Regions from separate parts of the Homo sapiens genome. Here region 1 is linked to region 2. The links are chromatin loops, found by intact Hi-C in ENCODE. Cell type or tissue: endothelial cell of umbilical vein. All regions are shown on one strand. Links, peaks and the distances in the headings refer to the core of each region. The heading gives the core; the rest is flanking DNA.

Region 1 (2,923 bases), core at 255-2,754, 670 kb after region 2:
GCCCCACCCCCACCCATATACTTCAAATCATCTCTAGATTCTTTAAAATACCTAATGCAATGTAAATGCTATGTAAATAGTTGGTATTCTGTATTGTTTAGGGAATAATGACAAGAAAAAAAAAGTCTGTGTGTGTTCAGTACAGATGTAACCATCCATTTTTTTCTGATTCCTAGTTGGTGGAATCCACAGATGCAGCACTCATGGATACAGAGGGCCAACTGCACACATATGTTTACTAGCACATCTATATACACATACCTATAAATATTTCTGTACATAACCATCTGTATCTGTATTAAGCTAAACATGAATTAATACCTATGTGGTGCCTCAACTCTAATCCATTACTAGATGAATCATTCTACCCTTCTCCCTTTACTTATTATAAACTCCCACTCCAACAATAAGATACTTGGTTCCCACCATATACCAAACATTTACTTATTTTATTGCAGTATACATGTATAACAGTATCAGAATTGTTAACCTACTTTCCCATGAGAAACAACTTTATTAACTAGAGTACCGTGCATATGTACATTTTCTTTTGTCTTTAGTCTTACAGATTCCACTCATTCCCAAATAAGTACCTTTTTCTACACCTTCTTTAGTGAGGTTGTTTCATACTTATAATACAGTTTGATTATTTTGTCACATTTTGTGTTCCAGTGGGATCCTCTGATTTCTTTTAATGTGCATACGTTAAGGTTCATTCTACATGCTATAAAATAGTTCTATGAGTATTGGCAAATGCATAGGGTCATGTATCCACAATTACAGTATCATATAGAATAGTTTCTGGCTGGGTGTGGTGGCTCATGCCTGTAATGCCAGCACTTTGGGAGGCCAAGACAGGCAGATCACTTGAGGTCAGGAGTTCAAGACCAGCCTGCCCAACATGGTGAAAACCAGCTACTCAGGAGGCTGAGGCAGGAGAATTGCTTGAACTTGGGAGGTGGAGGTTGCAGTGAGACGAGATCACGCCACTGCACTCCAGCCTGGGTGGCAGAGTGAGACTCCATCTCACTCAAAAAAAATCTATTTTTTATTTAAATTAAAAAAAATTTCCCTTAGACTACTCAGCAGAAAAAAAAATCTATTATTTTTTCTATCACAAAAAATATTTGGTGAGAAAAGTGTTATAGCTTATTTTTTTTTTTTGCAAATTTGCTTATAGTTTGGCTTAATTAAAGACAGCTGGATTCTTATATACACTATTCTCTTTTGGTTGAAGTATATGAAGGTAATCTGGCTTCATATGTATATGTAATTGGTAAAAAGAGTGTTTTAATATGTTTTTTAGATAATTGTTGACACTACAATAAAAGTCAACAAGTGGTAGTTTTTAAAATTTCAACTTTTATTTTAGATTCAGGGGGTACACGTGCAGGTTTGTTACATGGGTACAGTGCATGATGCTGAGGTTTAGGGTACAATTGAATCCATCACACAGGGAGTGAGCATAGTACCCAATAGTTTTTCAACCCTTTCTCTGCTCCCTGCTGCCCCCTTCTGGTAGTCTCCAGTGTCTGGCATAAAGATTATGTCCTTGTGTACCCAACGTCAAGCCCCCAACAAGAGGTAGTTTCTTAAAGATGAGTTGCAGTAAGGAATATGAAAGCCTATCAGTAAGAATTTTGTACTCCTTATATTAAAATCTTGTACTTTGAATAGATCTTTCACCTATACATAATTTTGTAACATTATGCATTCATCAAAATAATTGTTTGCTGACTTATACAGAGCTTTAAAATGCTAACACATTTCATTAAATAACATAAAAAAAAACCTCACATACATCAGAAAGCCTTTAAGTATTGGAAAGTTTTCATACTCACAATGGTTGGTAAAAGTTTTTCAAATTTCTTTTTTTTTTCAGAGACGGAGTCTTGCTCTGTCACCCAGGCTGGAGTGCAGTGGCACGATCTCAGCTCACTGCAAGCTCCACCTCCCAGGTTCACACCATTCTCCTGCTCCAGCCTCCCGAGTAGCTGGGACTACAGGCGCCTGCCACCACGACTGGCTAATTTTTTTTTTTTTGTATTTTTTTTAGTAGAGACGGGATTTCACTGTGTTAGCCAGGGTGGTCTCGATCTCCTGACCTTGTGATCTGCCCGCCTCGGCCTCCCAAAGTGCTGGGATTACAGGCGTGAGCCACCGCGCCCGGCCTCAAATTTCTAATTTTTACTTAGAAGCTTAAATTTTATCCTTGGCAACAAATAATGTCAATTGTTCTTCTAAAAATGACAGGCGCACTCTATTTATTTTTGCAAATATTTCAAATACCCATGTCTGAATTATTGTAGTTTGTTTATCACTTCTTTCATGTAAAAATGCCATTTTCTGAATAAAGTTGCTAGGTCAGTTCACAACTCAATTGCAGAAAATTTTTTTTATAAAGACCACCATTGTACTTTAGTATGCAGCATTAGTCCTTGCCCCTTATAAAGTTCTAAACATTAAGTACACATAGTTTTTGTATTTTCTGTGACAAAATGAGCATATAAAGAGCAACTGCTTCATCAAGGACAGTCTTAAGTGAAACTGGTTTTTCATTTTTACTGTGTGTGATAGTGAAGAATACAATGAATATCAGTACAGTTTGGTATCACTACCTTCATGCTAAGGGACCAGCTATTTCACCCATCATTGCTTTTGCACATCAGTTCCAATGTCAATATGTTTTGTAATATCTTTCTATGCACAATTCCTGGCTCACTGCAGCCTCAACCTCCCAGACTCAAGTGAATCTCCCACCTCAGCCTGCTTAGTAGCTGGTACTATGGGCATGCACTATCATACCTGGCTAATTTTTGTATTTTTTGTAGCGATGGGGTCTCACCATGCTGCCTAGGCTGGTCTTGAGCTCCTGGGTACTCAAGCCATCCACCTGCCTTGGCCTCCCGAAGTGCTGGCTACA
Region 2 (2,923 bases), core at 238-2,737:
ATTCTTTCATTTTTATAATTGAGTAGTATTCCATTGTGTGACTATTTTACAATTTGTACATTTGTTGATGGACATTTAGGTTATTTCCAGTTTGGTGCTGTTATAAATAAAGCTGATTAGAACAGTCTTGAACAAGTCTTTGTGCTTTTGTTATTGTTTCCTAGGGCTGCCCTAACAAATTACCACAAACTGGGTAGCTTCAAATGACAGATATTTACTCTCTCACAATTCTGGAGGCTAGAAATCTGAAATCAAGATGTTGGCAAGGTCATGCTCCTTTTGAAGGATCCAGGGAAGAATCCTTCCTTCTCTTTCCTACCTTCAGAAGCCAGATCCTGGCAATTGATGGTGTTCCTTGGCTTTTAGCTGCATCACTCCATTCTCTGCGTCTGTCTTCATGTGGCCTTTGTGTGTGTGTATCTCTGTGTGCCATCTCTTCCTCTTATAAGGCTACAAGTTATGGGATTTAGAGCCCACCCTAATCTAGCATGACCTTGTCTTATTTCATTTACAAAGACCCTCTTTCTACATTCACATTCTGTGTTTCCTGCTAGACATAAATTTTGAGGTTACACTATTCAACCTACTACAGCTTTTTTTTTCTCTTGGGTAACTCTCTTAGGACTGGAATGGTTTGGTCTTATGGTAGATGTCTTATGGTAGATATGTGTGTGTGTGTGTCGCTTTTTCAGAAACTGCCCAACTGTTTTCCAGAGTGGTTGTACCATTTTACATTTCCACCAGCAGAGTATGAGGGCTATAGTAGCCCCACATCCTGGCTGATGCTTAGTATGGTTAAGGTTAGTCTCTTTACTGTTCTAATAGGTATGAAGTGGTATCTCATTGTGATTTTAATTTAGATTTTCCTAATGACTAATGTTGTTGAGCATCTTTTTATATGCTTAATTGCCATCCATATATCTTTGGTATAATATTTATTTGTTCAGATTTTTTGCCTATTTTAAAAATTGGATTGTTTCATTATTGAGTTGTAAGAACTGTTTCTATATTCTAGATACAAGTCCTAAGTCCAATATATTTTACAAATATTTTCTGTCAGTCTGTGGTTGACTTTCATTTCATAACATGGAGATTCTGATTTAATTGCTTTGGCTTGGTGGGGTCCAGGTATTAGGATTTTCAAAAGCTTCCAGGTGATTTTAAAGTGCAGCTAGAATCAAGGACAATTGCTTCTAATGTGAGATTTTGAGGAAACTTAAAGTATGGCAGCTTCTTTTCTGTTGAATAGTTTTGGGAGAAAAATCTCAGTTATTATATAAGGTAATTTTTTAGCTTTTCTGTTTTAAACATTTGTTTACTGTAATTAGACAACATAGCCAGCAGATGGCAATAATGTAACATATAAAAATTATTCTAGGTATGACCAAGTCCATCAGGTTAAAGGATTTGTTGAACTTTTTAAAATATTAAACTGAAAGATATCTGTCATTTCTGTGTAAGTCAGATTAGTGATAGTAGGTAGAGAAAAGAGTGGTATATGTGAATTTTAAGTGAACAAAGCAGAATTCCAAATAATTTGCATCTACTGATTTAACTACTGACACTAATTGAGTGGGCATCAGTGAAGGTCAAAAAGTGAATTTGGAGCTATGCGCATAGTGTTACTTTAATGTTAATTAGGTTTTTTTCTTATTTTCCTTCCTTCTTTTTCTTTTTTTTTTTGTTTTTGTTTGTTTGTTTTGTTTTGTTTTTTGAGACAAGTTCTTACTATTCACCCAGGCTGGAATACAGTGGCATGATCATAACTCACTGCAGCCTTGAACTCCTGGGCTGAAGTAATCCTCCTGCCTCATCCTCCTGGGTAGCTAGGATTCAGGTGTGTACCATCACATCTGGCTAATTTTTTTATTTTAATTTTTTCTGTAGAGACGGGGTCTCACTATGTTGCCTAGGCTGGTCTTGAACTCCTGGCTTCTAGTGGTCCTCCCACCTTGGCCTCCCAAAGTGCTGAGATTTCAGGTGTGAGCTACTATGCCTAGACATGGTTCTTGATAATAACATTAAATTACAGTCAGATTTTTTATATTCAACTACAAAGATAATAATTCTTTAATATTTTCATTAGAGAAAATTTCAAACATAATCAAAAAGAGACTAACATAATGGACCCCCATCCTCCATGATTATTAACTCATGACCACTTTTTTTTTGACAGGGTCTTGCTCTGTCACCTAAGCTGGAGTGCAGTGGCACAATCACGGCTCACTGCAGCTGAGACCTCCTGGGCTCAAGTGATCCTCCCACCTCAGCCTCATGAGTAGCTGGGACTACAGGCATGTGGCACAACACCTGGGCAATTTTTTTTTTTTAAGACGGAGTGTTGCTGTTGTTGCCCAGGCTGGAGTGCAATGGCACGATTTCGGCTCACTGCAACCTCTGCCTCCTGGGTTCAAACGATTCTCCTGCCTCAGCCTCCTGAGTAGCTGGGATTACAGGTGCCTGCAACCACGCCCAGCTAATTTTTGTATTTTTAGTGGAGACAGGGTTTCACCATGTTGGCCAGGCTGGTCTTGAACTCCTGACCTCAGCTGATCCATCCGCCTCGGCCTCCTAAAGTGCTGGGATTACAGGCGTGAGCCACCGCGCCCAGCCTTAATTTATTATCTTATGTAGAGATGGAGTCTCATTATGTTGCCAAGGCTGGTGTTGAACTCCTGGGCTCAAGCATTCCTCCCACCTCAGCCTCCCAAAGTGCTGGGATAATAAGTGTGAGCCACCACACCTGGAAGCTCATCCTGTAAATTATAAATTCATTGCTTTTTTTTTTTTTTTTTTCCAAGAGATGACGCCTTGCTCTTTTGCCCAAGCTGGGGTGCAATGGTGTGATCATAGCTCACTGCAGCAATGAACTCCTGGGCTGGAGCAATCCTCCCACCTCAACTTCCCAAGTAGCTAGGACTTA

The links. A loop is a pair of places that touch in the nucleus more often than their neighbours do. Peaks named below come from ENCODE experiments on the same cell type or tissue, not always from the same donor. Only the 100,000 strongest peaks of a DNase experiment are listed, where the experiment ranks them.
Region 1: it touches region 2 in a loop (9-fold over the local background); 7 of 110 quality-filtered maps call a loop at or near these places.

What each region holds. Positions count from the first base shown.
Region 1 is chr14:35,813,083-35,816,005 of GRCh38, forward strand. No RefSeq gene overlaps it. Among named protein-coding and RNA genes, the nearest start is that of RALGAPA1, 5.2 kb to the left of the region's middle. In endothelial cell of umbilical vein, for the core only: a CTCF peak has its summit at 1,515 (motif pointing left); a DNase peak (open chromatin) is centred at 1,509; H3K27me3 peaks cover 145 bases.
Region 2 is chr14:35,139,566-35,142,488 of GRCh38, forward strand. All of the region lies in intron 4 of PRORP (protein only RNase P catalytic subunit), which reads left to right. All of the region lies in intron 4 of PRORP-PSMA6 (PRORP-PSMA6 readthrough), which reads left to right. Among named protein-coding and RNA genes, the nearest start is that of PRORP, 18 kb to the left of the region's middle. In endothelial cell of umbilical vein, for the core only: no CTCF peak of the experiment used is centred there; a DNase peak (open chromatin) is centred at 1,376.